2 separate regions of the Mus musculus genome follow, and region 2 is linked to region 1. Evidence: chromatin loops called from intact Hi-C (ENCODE). Cell type or tissue: heart. All regions are shown on one strand.

Region 1 (8,000 bases):
TTCATATTGTTGTTCCACCTATAGGGTTGCAGACCCCTTCAGCTCCTTGGGTACTTTCTCTAGCTCCTCCACTGGGGGCCCTGTGTTCCATCCAATAGCTGACTGTGAGCATCCACTTCTGTATTTGCCAGGCACTGACATAGCCTCACAAGAGACAGCTATAAGTCGTTCTACACAAATCTACTCAAGGGCAATCACAGCTCAAACAGAAATGAAGCCCTCTATCTACTTTAGAATTGCCTCGGGGCATCTGCTCTAGAAACTCCACCCTTCAGTAGAGGCTCAACAAAGAAACATTGAAAACTCACCACTAAGAAAATTATAAATAATTGGGTTTGCAGCACTGTTGGCATATACAAGCCAATGAGAAAAAGTGAACCAAGCATAGACAGTCTCTCTGTCTTCCGTGTGTGTGAACATCCCAAATACTCTGTAGGAAAAGAAACAGAAACAGAAAATCAAGAGTCTTAAATAATTGAATCCTAAGGAGTACAAACATCATAGAAATAGCCTGACTCTGTCCTCTGTAAAGGTACTGACAACATAGCCTCTTGGGAATGGTCTCCTGTACCCATCAGAACCCCCAGCTCAGAAAAAGTCTCCATGTCTTGCAACCAGGAAATGCAAATCTCTTGTCAAGAAGAGACAAGCTGGATATTTATTTCCCTTCTGTTATCTTGTTTCTGAGTGTGCTTGAGTAACTTTCTGTTGGTATACCACCATGTGCATGCATGTTTTTATTTGTTTGTTTGTTTTAAGCATGTGGGTGATATGCCTACATGTCTGGGTACCACTTGTGTAAAAGCCAGGTACCTACAGAGGTAAGAAGTTCTTTAACTGGAGTTGTAGATGGTGGTGAGCTTCCAAGTGGATGCTGAGAACTGAACTGTGGCCACTTCCTGTAGTCAGGCAAGACTCTCAGTGGAGAAGTAACAACCTACCCAGGAAACCTTTGATCCAAAATGTGTCCTGCCTACAAGAAGTGCAGGGACAAAGGTAGAACAGAGACAGAGGGAATGGTCAACCAATGACTGCCCTAAATTGAGATCCATCTCATGGGCAAGCTCCAATCCCTGACAGTGTTAATGATACTTTCTTATGCTTGCAGACAGGAACCTAGCAAACTTGTCCTTTCAGAGGCTTCACCCAACAGTCAATAGAAAGAAATGCAGAGACTCACACTCAAACATTTAATGGAGCTCGAGGTCTTACAGAAACATTGGGAGAAGGGTTGAGGGACCAGAAGAGGACAGGGACTCCACAGGAAGACCAACAGAGTCAAGTAACCTGGACCTTTGGGGGTTCTCAGAGACTGAAAAAGTGAGCACAGGCTGAACTGAGTTCCCCTGTAAATGTAGCAGAAGAGCAGCTAGGTCTCCATGAGGGTCCCCAACAAGTGTAGCAGGGGCTGTCTCTGAGTCTGTTGCCTGCCTGCATGTGGATCCTGCCCTTAAATGGACAGCCTTGTCTGGCCTCAGTGGAAGAGGATGTGCCTAGTCCCGAAGCAACTTGATGTGTATGTGTGTGTGTGTGTGTGTGTGTGTGTGTGTGTGTGTGTGTGTTAGTGGTGGTGGGAGGACTCTCAGAGGGGGGATTCCCCTTCTCAGGAAGAAGGTGGAATGGTGGAGTGGGGGAGGGGATCCTGGAAGGAAAGAAAGGGCTGATATTGGGTTGTAAAGGGAATAAATAAATACTTTTTAAAATTCCTTTGAGGAAGTTAGTTTTAACCAACAAGGCTATACATTCTATAGCTTACATGTCAAGAAAATAAAAAGGTAGGACTTTACATTGTATGAGCAATAAATGAAAGCAAGATTTATATTCAAGGCAAGATTAAATTTAAATACATATCTTTTTAAAAAACTGTATTCAGTAAAAACATTTTCAAAGTTATTTTAAAATGTGTGTGTGTAAAAACACACAGATTGCTCAAAAACTTTTTTAAAAAAGTTTTAAATTATACTTAGATTTCTTTCCCACCCTGGAAAAGGAAGCTATTTAATTCAGAATAATAAGATGGATATTATTGACAAGAGGGCATCTGGAAATAACTAGAGGGAGAGGTGCAAGCGCAGAGGTATAAGAAATTCAAATATGCATCCCACAGAGTGCTAAATCCATTTTCAAAATATTTGATCTGGATTGGTAAAGAAACAAGGGGAGAAGGAAAGAGGAGGGGGAGGGGGAGGTAGAGGAGGAGGAAGGGGAGGGAGAAGAAGGCTAAGGGGAGGGAGAGGAGAGGGAAGAAGAGGACAGGGAAAGGGGGAGGGGAAAGGAGGGATGAATCTATTCATTATCATTCATGATTATGATGCCCTTTTTTCATTTATTTATTTACTTATTTGTTCACTTTACATCTGGATGGCATCCTCCCCCCAGTCCCACCTTTACAAGCCCCTACCCTCCCACTACCCCCTCATATTCTCTGAGGAGGAACCTTGGGCACTGCCCTGACCCTGACCCCGACCCCGCCCCTCGCCATGGAAGTTGCCTGCCACTGGATTCCCTTCTGCTAGCAGGACTGCCTGGTTTATGGTGTTCTTAATAGTGTGTGTGTGTGTGTGTGGGGGGGGGGGAATGGGGTGGCCGGGCTAGCTAGCGGGGATGGGGTGGGGGAGGGGGCTAACTAGCAATGCATTTAATACATTTGTGTATGATTTCTGCGAGGAAGAAATCGAGAGGGAACCTTGGCAGGAGCAGAGGGTAGATTGTTTTGTGAATTGAGTTTTCGAAACCCTTAAAACATACAAGGCTATATTCTTTCTGAACAAATGTTCATTTTCTACTTTGTCATTGAGGAAACCTTTAAAGAATGGAAAAACAAAGGCCAAAGAGGAGAGGTCTTCGCAGCTGGTTTATACCACTTTTTGTCTGACTCTGGCCAAACTTATCTGTCTCTCCAGCTGTGAGGAATATGATATTGACTCTGACTTTGGGAAAAGAGACATGAGCAATTTCAGGTTAAATTTGAAGCCTCTTATAAACAGAATTAAGGCTGCCTTGGGCGCAGTGGGTGTATGTATAACAGCTTTGATGTTTCCTGAGAAAGCTGGCTACTCATGTCCTGCACTGGACCTGCGACTCAGCATCCGCTGTTCGTGTCACTGGTCAAAATCATTTCGGCTTCGGAGTTTTGTCGATGTACCTGTGCTCACTGGAAATATAGGATTGTTGAAATATTTGAGAACAAATTTTTTATAAAACTCATTTACTCACTTCCGAAGTAATTTAGAAGTTCAATGGACTTTTATTTACTTACGAAATTAGTTATTGAAACAATTTTTATTAAAATATTTTCTCATCTAAGCCTTAGCAGTCAACAACAGGGGATTAGGAAAACGACCATTTTATCTGCCACTCAACTGAGAATCTTCATCCACTGAAAGAGTGTATTTCCTGTCTGTGCTAGAAGGCTGGTCTTGCCCTAAGTGCGCAAAGAACTCCATCAGCTCAAGCAACCGAGTTGATTGGCCAGACAAAGTCCCTAGGGAGAGGAGGGTCTGTCTGTTTAGAAAGAAAAGAGTTCTTAATTAAAATGCCAAGCTGCTTCACTTTTAAATAAACGCACGGGTTTTACCTCTTTAGCACATTGAGGATGCTGATTGGTAGATAGCAAATTGCAAAGACCAGAAGTACAACCATGAGCATCCGGGCTGTTTTCCTTCGTGCTCGGATCTGCTTTATCTCAGCAGCAACAGCGCTAATCCGAGCCTTGCTCTGCTGTCCGGACCCCCGGGGCTGAGAAACCGGCTGCTGCTGCTTCCATTTTCTCTGAACCACAGAAGAAGTTCCGGGAATCTGAAAGGAGATGGAATCCCTCATTGGTACTTATCAAAGTTCTACAAAGAAGATGTAACCACAAGAGTGAGAAGCAGAAGTTTGGAGTTTGAAATTTTCGTCTCTCCAAGCACTGGCTAGGCGGAGTATGTTCTTATCACACATTTCGTCAAACACCAAATAGTTATATGCCTGGGGAAAAAGTTAAAAGTAAGCTTATATTGTTCTTGTGTTAAAACACGATAATCTTGTCAAGGTCTGAAGAGAACAACAAGAATACATTCCCTTATTAAACAGAGAAGGGACATATAGAGAAAAGAACGCTAAGAAAATTCAGATTATAAGATTTCATTATAAGTTCTAAATTCAGAAGTCTCCTAAATTTAAACACTCATCAGATAACAGGACTGCCTGCCCTCCCCACACACACCGAAAAACAAAAAACTTAAATGACATTTTGATGCATCGATACTGCCACCTGCTGTCGAGTAGAGACACGGCACCTAACCAGCTACTGAGTTTTATGAGGTTTTCTGTCTCCTGTTGAGACAAAGCAATTCCATGTGTAGAAGGAACAAAAACTATTCTTCGTGATTTAATGTTCGCACTTACAAAATTGCCTGAAACTAATTTTGCAATTTTCCCTTCTTGAAAGTGCACGAACACACCGAGAATCCTTCCAGGTCTTACACTAATGTCTTAAATAGCCACTATTTGTAGCAATTACATTACACAACGTGCGTTTCCTTTGATTTTTCTGTTGGTTGATAATAGCAGAAAGTTCTGCCAAGTATAATATTTTCTTAATTACAATCTCATGAATTGATAGATCTTAGCAAAATATTAAAATGCAGCTTATTCATTTTTTTTTAAAGATGTGCCAGTAAGTCCACCGCGGGGACAGCTTGATTGTGTTACAGTTACTCAGCGGCTACTTTTATCTCTGCACCGCACACAGTACAGAGCAGCGCGTTCCCGTGGCCTCTCAGAATGAAGGCTACCTTGAACCCGTGGCTGTTTACACTATGAGATCAAAGTCTATTAGAGAATCTTTCATTTGAAAATGGAGCTTTGCTTTGATGTCCAAACAGATGAGTCTCATTACATGAGACCCCACTTGACCATCTTCTCTCAGTTCAGGAGATCAATCACGCAGATGAAAACCGGCCGTGAGACAGAAACTTCTCAGAAATGGGCAGGGCCACCTCGAGAAACCACTGGCTGAGGAGATAAAGAGTCACAAATGCTCCCATTTTGATGATTCTATTTTAAAATTTTCTAAAAAGATTTTTCAATTTTTATTTTGTGTGTATGAGTGTTTTGATCTCTTGTGTATCTGTGTGTCACATGTATACCTGGTGCCTGCACAGGTCGGATAAAGGAAATGGATTCCCTGGGACTGAAGTTGGATGGTTGTGAGCGGTTACACTTAATTGCTGAGGATCTCTTCAGTATTGTGGCTCTCTTTTTTAAAAAAATAGTTTTAGAAAGAATTGTTTTAGATGTAGCACTAGATCTTAGAAAGTTCCAGAATAATTCTATCACAAAAGCTGGTAAGTATCCATAATGGTCTTGAAGTGGAGTCTAAGTAGAACCATAAAGATCATTCTATTTTTAATGTTCCCGTGAAGGGAGAGCCAACATTCTGCCCAGTGACGACTTCTTCAAGTATCAAAAACATTCCCATGAAGAGAAAGTGGCGCAGGGGGCAGAGTTGTGGCCCTTGCGATGAAAAGAAAGGGACCTGTGCTGGTGTTATTCTCAGATAACAACAACCTGTAGGCAAAAGAAGCTTAGTCCTGCCTTCCATTCTTCACTGATAAGCTGTGCAGAGAAGCCGAGCAGCCCAAAGGGGACAGCAGAAAATTCATCAGGAGCCATTACATCAACTGACATGCAAGAATTGCACATAGCCTCAAGTCAAGTTCAGTGTGTCCTTAAAGGTAAATTGGAAATTTCATTTTATAGATTTGACTGAGAAGATTCTAAGTAGAAGAGAGCAAAATACTTCAGACCATGTATTTAATTTGTATAGAACTTCAAAACACATCTTATTTTTTAATTGTGAAAGGATTTCTCTTGCAAATTTACATACAAGAGAATAAGTCTTTTGTGTGCATTTTATATGCATGCACGTGTACAGTTTTATATGCACGTGTGTGTGTGTGCAGTTTTGTTTGTGTACATATGTGTGCACAAGCCTTGGAGGTCAGAAGACAATGTAGTCTGGCATTCCTCAGTTGATAGATATCTTACTCTTTAAGTAGGCCAGCTGGTCTACCTAGTTAGCCTTAGGGATCTTCCTGGTTTCCCTTCTCCAGCACTGAGGTTACAACTATGTGCCATGATACCCAGATTTTTTTTTTTTTTGCATGATTTTGGAATGTTAAACTCTTGTCTTCATGCTTACAAGGCAAGACATTTGTAGGCTGAGCTATCACCCTAGGCCCCTGGGTTTTGAATGCATGCCTTATAACATAAAAGTACTAATAATGATTTAAAAGAGCCAGAAAAGACACATCCCAATTGTTTGTCTTTATGGAAGGTCTTTCGCCAATATGACACCGAGAGAAATTTTCTACCTAACTGTAGAAAGCAAATCACAGCAATACATGTTCACTGTGTTTTAAATGAACTGTGTAAACTATCTTTGATATTTAAAAAAATACTGCAATACTACATACTGAAATGTGAACAATAATTATTAGTCCAAAGTACCATGCAAATGATGAATACTGAAAAAGAAATGAAATAAGATGCCAGCCACATAGAAGAGAGGCATTTCATGTTTCTGGATTGGCAGAGTTAATTTAGTGAAAATGGCTATACTAATAAAAGTAATTTGCATATTCACTAAAATCCCCATCAAAATTCCAGTGACATTCCTTAGATATCTAAAAAAAACGTAATCAAATGTAAACAAGTGACCATGAATAGACAAAAAAAAAACAAAAAAACAAAAAACAAAAAAAAAAACCCTCTAAACAGAAAGAATACTGTTGAAGATAGCTTAGTACCCAACCCTAGACTGCTATAGAAAAATAGTGAAAAAGACAGCATGGTATTGGCACATAAACAGACATGTACACCAATAAAACAGGATAAAGAGCCCATTAATAAATGCACAACAATGGCTACCTAAATCTGAAAAGGATATCAAGAGCATACATTGCAAAATGGCAGGCTAGTCAAGAAATGGCGTTGACAAAGCGATATTTACATGCAGAAGAATGAGCATCAACTGAGATCCACATCTTCATCCTTATACAAAAGTCAATACAAACTGTTCACAGAGGAAGATGTAATTATATTCTCTGTCTCTGTCTCTCTCTCTCTCGTGTGTGTGTGTGTGTGTGTGTGTGTGTGTGTGTGTGTGTGTGTGTGTGTGCTGTGAGTGCACATGCCAACAGAGGCTGAAGGTGTTAGGTCTTTCTGGAGCTGGAGTTACAGACAGTTGTGAGCTCCTTGAAATAGGTGCTTGGGTCTTCTCTAAGAATCCAGCATGTTTGTAACAACTGGTCCACCACATGACCTTAATTTAAAACTGAGATTTTTGAGCAAAACACAAGGAATATACTTGAAGTTAAGGGCATAAGCACAAACTTTCTTAACAGAATTCCCACAACCCAGACTAGTCCTATTCATCAAGAAGTGGATTTTGTGAAATTTAAAAGTCTCTATGCAGCAAGGAAAATTATCAGCAGAGCAAACAGATATACCATAGATTAGGAAGAAAGTCTTTGCCAGCTCATACAGGGCGAGGGTGTTGATATATAGAATAAATAAAGCACTATAAAATTTAAATATCCAAACCACAGAACGGCTAGTGGATAAATTGGCTAATGAAGCAAGCAGTCAGTTCTCAAAGGAAACACAAATGTCCAATAAATGTTTTCAGAACAGTTTAACATTCTCAGCTATCAGACAAATATAAATTAAAACCATTCTAAGATTCTATCTCACCCCTATCAGAATGATTACTGTTTTAGTTAGGCTTTCTATTGCTGTGATGAAGTATTATGACAAAAAACACCCCAAAACAAACAAACAAACAAACAACAAAAAAAGCAAAAACCCTAACCACTTGAGGAGGTAAGTCCCCATGAGGACCCTAGTCCATAATGGGGGAGGGGGGGAGTTAGGGTAAGAACTGGAGGCAGGCACTGAGGCAAGAATGGAAGCAGGGGCTAGGAGGTGTGCTGCTTGGTTTGCTTCCCATGGCT
Region 2 (8,000 bases), 520 kb before region 1:
TATTGTCTTGCCTGAGCATGTGCAGTGAGGCTGCATGCGTGGGCTGCCTGCCGGAACTGGATCTGTCAGCCTATCTGTGACCGACCTGAGCTCGTGCCTGGAGCGTGTGTGATTTCTGATTGGATGAGGTGGAGTGGAGCCAGATGAGGTCAGTTGCCGGGAGATAGGAGTATAGCCCTTGCTGCAAGAAGGACGGGGGAAGAAGCTGCTGGGGGAGAGAGCTGGAAGTGAAAAAGAACCAAGTAAAGAAGCTGCTGCGTGAACCCGCCTCGGTGTCCGAGTCGTTCTTGTCTCTGTGGGTCAGAGACTGCGGCATACACATAGGTGCTGACATGTGATTTCACTTAGACCTTGCACATACCATGTGGTCAGAAATGGCGTAGATCTGAATATACATTCTGCAGCATGAAACTATAATTGGGACTGCACATGTGTGAGCATGCTCATATGCATTGAAATTTGACTATGCTTGGAAATTGAACATGTGTGGATAGACACATATGCTTAGACAGGTGACTACACTCTGAAATTGCATGTGTGTAAACACATACATATGCACCAATATGTAATCATGCTAAGAATGTATGAACATGTGTATGTTAACTGACATTAGACTATACTTAGTAACTTTACATGTATAAATACATAAGTGTCAATATGAGACGGCTTTTGGGACTTCCATGCATGTGAACATCTGCATATGCACCAACATGTGACTAGATTTAGAAAATGCATGTGTGTGAATATACATATATGTTCTGTATGACCATACTTCATACATATGAACACACACATAATGACATGTACCTAAGCTTGGGAATTGCACATGTCAACATGCACATACAAATTGATGAGTAACCATGCTTGAAGATGTATGTGTGAAAATACATGCATGCATATGCTCTGAAAATTGAACACACTCAGAAATTTCACATATCTGTATATACATGTGATATGCACCAGAAATTGACCATTCTCAGAAATTGCACATGTGCACACATTAATATGCACTGACATGTGACCATTATCAGAACTGCATGTATTTGAACAAGGGCATATGTGCAACATGTGACCATGTTTGGAATTAACTATTCCTAAGCAAGGATCCTGTCCTGGAGTGTGCTTGATACACCCAGTGTTGCTCCATTGACAAAAATGTTTTTTTTTTTTTCTCTTCCAGTAGCTATCTGTCAAGAATAGTTTCTTGACTACGGCTGGGACTTCATGTCTAATTTCCCAACCCATGCTGATTTTTATCCAGTTTGCTGAGGGGTCTTGTAGTGGCTATTCTTGGTTGTCAACTTGATTATATTTGGAATGAACTACAATCCAGAATTGGAAGGCTCACCAGTGACCCTTATCTGGAGGCTGGGAGATAGAAGTTTCTGACCTGGATCTTGGTATGGAGATCTTGAGGCATAGTGGCTATGGATTCCAGAAGATTAAGACAGGGAGATCTCCAAATTCAAGGTCATCTGGGATTAAAGGTGTGGTGGAGCACACCTTTAATCTGGGCTACACCTTCTGCTGGAGACAATATAAGGACATTGGAAGAAGGGAGTCTGGCTCTCGCTCCTTCTGCTTGCTGTGTGGGACTGCGTAACTGCTAGATCCTTGGACTTCCATTCACAGCTACTACTGAATCATTGTTGGGAATTGGACTGCAGACTGTAAGTCATCAATAAATTCCTTTACTATATAGAGACTATCCATAAGACTCCATGTGACTCTAGCGAACCCTGACTAATACAGGTCTCTACATTATAATTTATAGTGTATGTTTCCCCCATGCAGTCTTAGCTCAAAGGTTACCTGAGCATGGAGGGGCTGAGTATCCTCTGAGAGTATTCCCATAGAAAGCCTGAAAGACCAATAAGGCCGGTTCTTGACAGGAAGGTTTGGCCAGACCAGGTATGTACATCACGTGCGCAGACACACACACACACACACACACACACACACAGCTCTTTCCAGACACGCACAGAATGAGATGCTCTGAGAAACTGTAGCAGAAACGTCACAGTTTACTTCTGAACATCTCTTTGACTTTCTTTCTCTTTATGATTCTGGTTTTCCAAACGGTTTTTAATTTTTTTTTTTTCTGAGATGTAGTTTCTGAGTGTAGTCTTGGCTCTCCTGGGACTTGCTCTGTAGAGCAGGCTGGTCTGGAACTCAGAAATGGGCCTGCCTCCGCCTCTGTAGTGCTGGGATTAAAGGCTCGTGCCACCACCACTGGCTTTATATCCTGTTTCATAACTGGTGTGCATGACCTGTGTTCAGTTCTTTCTCGTCTTCATGTATTTAGCTTTCCTTGTTGACTTTTCTTCGTGGTATACTCTATGCACGCATGTATTTGTTACTGTGTTTACCTAGATTATCATGTGATTCCACACATGAGTGAGAACATAGAGCTGGAACATGGAGAACTACATAATACTAAGAAGACTGAATGTTTATATTATATTACATAATACTAGGAACCCTGAAAGTGTTTTAATGAAAAGTTTTGCTATTAAGTGTATCATCGTCGATATTAATTACATCTAAATTGGTACCTTAGGATTTGAGACATGTGAGAAGTCCCACAAGTCAGGGAATTTCTCTTAGGTCACACATTTGATTCTGATTTGAGCAATCAGTCCTGTGGCCATCTTGTTTTTGTTGTATTGTTTGTTTTGTTTATTGGAATCAGAAGTGGCATAAAAGCAACGTATTATTATTTTGTACCCTTTAATGCATGTTGGGCAGAGCAGGAGTTTTGTTATGGCACCACCATACATGTTTAGTTTGTGTTGATCCACACCCTCTCCCTGCTCTCCCCATCCCCTTGGTCCTCACCTACCGTAACCCTGTGCCCCAGTAATCTCCTTTAGAGCGGGACCTCTCAATGTTTGAGGGGAGACTAGTTACTTCCCTCAGTTTTAGTTTTAATAAAATGTGAAACAAAACCCTCCGGGCAGTAAGCTTGTTTATTTTACTGTGCTCTGTTTAGTCATTTCTTTTTAAAGAGAAGGTTATAAAAGTGTAATCATTGCCATCTGTTGTATTTGAGTAAAACCTAGACTAAAAGTCAGAAAAGTCCCACCAACAGCTTACAAAACAATAGCAACAATGCCAACTCGCCATGGTTACGGGTGAAACTGTTTTCTCCTAAATAAAGGAAGTCTCCTTAGAGGATTATTTTAACATTTGATTTACATCATTATTGAATTGGACTCCAAAAATCCTCAACAATCTCTGAAAACCAAACCAACCAAACAAACAAAAAAATCAAAAGCAAAATGCTGCTATTTAACTCCTGGCCTGATAAGCAGTTAGCAGATTTCTGTCACTCTGAGGAAAACCCCATCAAAACTTACTGTTTGGAGAATATTATTTTTAAGAGTTTCTATGGGTATGATTCAGAGGAGAAAACTGTATTTGTGTCTATGGGGTGACAGTATGAAATAGCTATCACCAAAAGCAGGCATGAGGGCAAGGTAAAGCATAAGGTTTTCAATGTGGCTTACAGCATCGTTCATCTAAAGGTCTGCCTAGGCCATATCTTTGCTACACTTTGCATTAGACACGGCAGCGCCAGGGCAGAAGATCGATGGTCATCGGGTAAAGGCTCCTGCTCCCATGCTAAGGCCACATGAGCCACAGGATGGAAGATCCATCCATGGTGTTCTCTGACATTGAATGAACATACTCCACACACCACAGCAACACACATACACACACACACACACACACACACACACACACACACACACACACACACACACACGTTCTCAAATAAATAAATTTAATTTTTTGCCTTTTTCTAGTTAAGATTGATTTATTTTTGTATCTATTGGTGTTCGGTCTGCATGCACACTGGTGCACATGTATGCAGTACCAAAGGTGACCAGAAGAGGGCAACAGAACCACTCGCCAGACCCAGAGCAGCCTGCAGATTCTGTGCTCAGGCTATGCTTGATTCTGTCTGATCCTACCCCTTGCTTGCACTCTCCTGAGTCACTGGATTTAACTTGAGCTTCACAACCAGGCGCCAGCCCCACGTATACCTTTCTCAACCTACAGATTTGCGTTGGATGGCACATTCTGGGCCCTAGCAATAGCCTGCTATATCCAAATCAGACATGAAACCAACAAAATAGATCCACATGCCTAGTATTCGTTTTGTTTGTTTGTTTGTTTTTCTTTTTTTTCCATTTTTTATTAGGTATTTAGCTCATTTACATTTCCAATGCTATACCAAAAGTCCCCCATACCCACCAACCCCCACTCCCCTACCCACCCACTCCCCCTTTTTGGCCCTGGCGTTCCCCTGTACTGGGGCATATAAAGTTGGCGTGTCCAATGGGCCTCTCTTTCCAGTGATGGCCGACTAGGCCATCTTTTGATACATATGCAGCTAGAGTCAAGAGCTCCGGGGTACTGGTTAGTTCATAATGTTGTTCCGCCTATAGGGTTGCAGATCCCTTTAGCTCCTTGGCTACTTTCTCTAGCTCCTCCATTGGGAGCCCTGTGATCCATCCATTAGCTGACTGTGAGCATCCACTTCTGTGTTTGCTAGGCCCCGGCATAGTCTCACAAGAGACAGCTACATCTGGGTCCTTTCGATAAAATCTTGCTAGTGTATGCAATGGTGTCAGCGTTTGGATGCTGATTATGGGGTGGATCCCTGGATATGGAAGTCTCTACATGGACCATCCTTTCATCTCAGCTCCAAACTTTGTCTCTGTAACTCCTTCCAAGGGTGTTTTGTTCCCACTTCTAAGGAGGGGCATAGTGTCCACACTTCAGTCTTCATTTTTCTTGAGTTTCATGTGTTTAGGAAATTGTATCTTATATCTTGGGTATCCTAGGTTTTGGGCTAATATCCACTTATCAGTGAGTACATATTGTGTGAGTTCCTTTGTGAATGTGTTACCTCACTCAGGATGATGCCCTCCAGGTCCATCCATTTGGCTAGGAATTTCATAAATTCATTCTTTTTAATAGCTGAGTAGTACTCCATTGTGTAGATGTACCACATTTTCTGTATCCATTCCTCTGTTGAGGGGCATCTGGGTTCTTTCCAGCTTCTGGCTATTATAAATAAGGCTGCTATGAACATAGTGGAGCATGTGTCCTTCTTACCAGTTGGGGCATCTTCTGGATATATGCCCAGGAGAGGTATTGCTGGATCCTCCAGTAGTACTATGTCCAATTTTCTGAGGAACCGCCAGACTGATTTCCAGAGTGGTTGTACAAGCCTGCAATCCCACCAACAATGGAGGAGTGTTCCTCTTTCTCCACATCCACGCCAGCATCTGCTGTCACCTGAATTTTTGATCTTAGCCATTCTGACTGGTGTGAGGTGGAATCTCAGGGTTGTTTTGATTTGCATTTCCCTGATGATTAAGGATGTTGAACATTTTTTCAGGTGCTTCTCTGCCATTCGGTATTCCTCAGGTGAGAATTCTTTGTTCAGTTCTGAGCCCCATTTTTTAATGGGGTTGTTCGATTTTCTGAAGTCCACCTTCTTGAGTTCTTTATATATGTTGGAAATTAGCCCCCTATCTGATTTAGGATAGGTAAAGATCCTTTCCCAATCTGTTGGTGGTCTTTTTGTCTTATTGACGGTGTCTTTTGCCTTGCAGAAACTTTGGAGTTTCATTAGGTCCCATTTGTCAATTCTCGATCTTACAGCACAAGCCATTGCTGTTCTGTTCAGGAATTTTTCCCCTGTGCCCATATCTTCAAGGCTTTTCCCCACTTTCTCCTCTATAAGTTTCAGTGTCTCTGGTTTTATGTGAAGTTCCTTGATCCACTTAGATTTGACCTTAGTACAAGGAGATAAGTATGGATCGATTCGCATTCTTCTACATGATAACAACCAGTTGTGCCAGCACCAATTGTTGAAAATGCTGTCTTTCTTCCACTGGATGGTTTTAGCTCCCTTGTCAAAGATCAAGTGACCATAGGTGTGTGGGTTCATTTCTGGGTCTTCAATTCTATTCCATTGGTCTACTGGTCTGTCTCTATACCAGTACCATGCAGTTTTTATCACAATTGCTCTGTAGTAAAGCTTTAGGTCAGGCATGGTGATTCCACCAGAGGTTCTTTTATCCTTGAGAAGAGTTTTTGCTATCCTAGGTTTTTTGTTATTCCAGATGAATTTGCAAATTGCTCCTTCTAATTCGTTGAAGAATTGAGTTGGAATTTTGATGGGGATTGCATTGAATCTGTAGATTGCTTTTGGTAAGATAGCCATTTTTACAATGTTGATCCTGCCAATCCATGAGCATGGGAGATCTTTCCATCTTCTGAGATCTTCTTTAATTTCTTTCTTCAGAGACTTGAATTTTTTATCATATAGATCTTTCACTTCCTTAGTTAGAGTCACGCCAAGATATTTTATATTATTTGTGACTATTGAGAAGGGTGTTGTTTCCCTAATTTCTTTCTCAGCCTGTTTATTCTTTGTATAGAGAAAGGCCATTGACTTGTTTGAGTTTATTTTATATCCAGCTACTTCACCGAAGCTGTTTATCAGGTTTAGGAGTTCTCTGGTAGAATTTTTAGGGTCACTTATATATACTATCATATCATCTGCAAAAAGTGATATTTTGACTTCCTCTTTTCTAATTTGTATCCCCTTGATCTCCTTTTGTTGTCGAATTGCTCTGGCTAATACTTCAAGTACTATGTTGAAAAGGTAGGGAGAAAGTGGGCAGCCTTGTCTAGTCCCTGATTTTAGTGGGATTGCTTCCAGCTTCTCTCCATTTACTTTGATGTTGGCTACTGGTTTGCTGTAGATTGCTTTTATCATGTTTAGGTATGGGCCTTGAATTCCTGATCTTTCTAACACTTTTATCATGAATGGGTGTTGGATCTTGTCAAATGTTTTTTCTGCATCTAACGATATGATCATGTGGTTTTTGTCTTTGAGTTTGTTTATATAATGGATTACATTGATGGATTTTCGTATATTAAACCATCCCTGCATCCCTGGAATAAAACCTACTTGGTCAGGATGGATGATTGCTTTAATGTGTTCTTGGATTCGGTTAGTGAGAATTTTATTGAGGATTTTTGCATCGATATTCATAAGAGAAATTGGTCTGAAGTTCTCTATCTTTGTTGGGTCTTTCTGTGGTTTAGGTATCAGAGTAATAGTGGCTTCATAAAATGAGTTGGGTAGAGTACCTTCTACTTCTATTTTGTGAAATAGTTTGTGCAGAACTGGAATTAGATCTTCTTTGAAGGTCTGATAGAACTCTGCACTAAACCCGTCTGGTCCTGGGCTTTTTTTGGCTGGGAGACTATTGATAACTGCTTCTATTTCTTTAGGTGATATGGGACTGTTTAGATGGTCAACTTGATCCTGATTCAACTTTGGTACCTGGTATCTGTCCAGAAATTTGTCCATTTCGTCCAGGTTTTCCAGTTTTGTTGAGTAAAGCCTTTTGTAGAAGGATCTGATGGTGTTTTGGATTTCTTCAGGATCTGTTGTTATGTCTCCCTTTTCATTTCTGATTTTGTTAATTAGGATTTTGTCCCTGTGCCCTTTAGTGAGTCTAGCTAAGGGTTTATCTATCTTGTTGATTTTCTCAAAGAACCAACTCCTCGTTTGGTTAATTCTTTGAATAGTTCTTCTTGTTTCCACTTGGTTGATTTCACCCCTGAGTTTGATTATTTCCTGCCGTCTACTCCTCTTGGGTGAATTTGCTTCCTTTTTTTCTAGAGCTTTTAGATGTGTTGTCAAGCTGCTAGTATGTGCTCTCTCCAGTTTCTTCTTGGAGGCACTCAGAGCTATGAGTTTCCCTCTTAGAAATGCTTTCATTGTGTCCCATAGGTTTGGGTACGTTGTGGCTTCATTTTCATTAAACTCTAAAAAGTCTTTAATTTCTTTCTTTATTCCTTCCTTGACCAAGGTATCATTGAGAAGAGTGTTGTTCAGTTTCCATGTGAATATTGGCTTTCCATTATTTATGTTGTTATTGAAGATCAGTCTTAGGCCATGGTGG

Evidence for each region. A loop is a pair of places that touch in the nucleus more often than their neighbours do. Peaks named below come from ENCODE experiments on the same cell type or tissue, not always from the same donor. Only the 100,000 strongest peaks of a DNase experiment are listed, where the experiment ranks them.
Region 2: it touches region 1 in a loop (5-fold over the local background); 3 of 42 quality-filtered maps call a loop at or near these places.

Annotation. Positions count from the first base shown.
Region 1 is chr9:76,232,592-76,240,591 of GRCm38, forward strand. Hcrtr2 (hypocretin (orexin) receptor 2) reads right to left here. Exons shown (of 8, transcript NM_198962.4): 5 at 3,578-3,798; 6 at 309-430. Among named protein-coding and RNA genes, the nearest start is that of Gfral, 23 kb to the left of the region's middle. In heart, a CTCF peak has its summit at 4,265 (motif pointing left); no DNase peak of the experiment used is centred here; H3K4me3 peaks cover 1,653 bases; H3K27ac peaks cover 1,501 bases.
Region 2 is chr9:75,716,562-75,724,561 of GRCm38, forward strand. No RefSeq gene overlaps it. Among named protein-coding and RNA genes, the nearest start is that of Scg3, 37 kb to the left of the region's middle. In heart, a CTCF peak has its summit at 3,893 (motif pointing right); no DNase peak of the experiment used is centred here.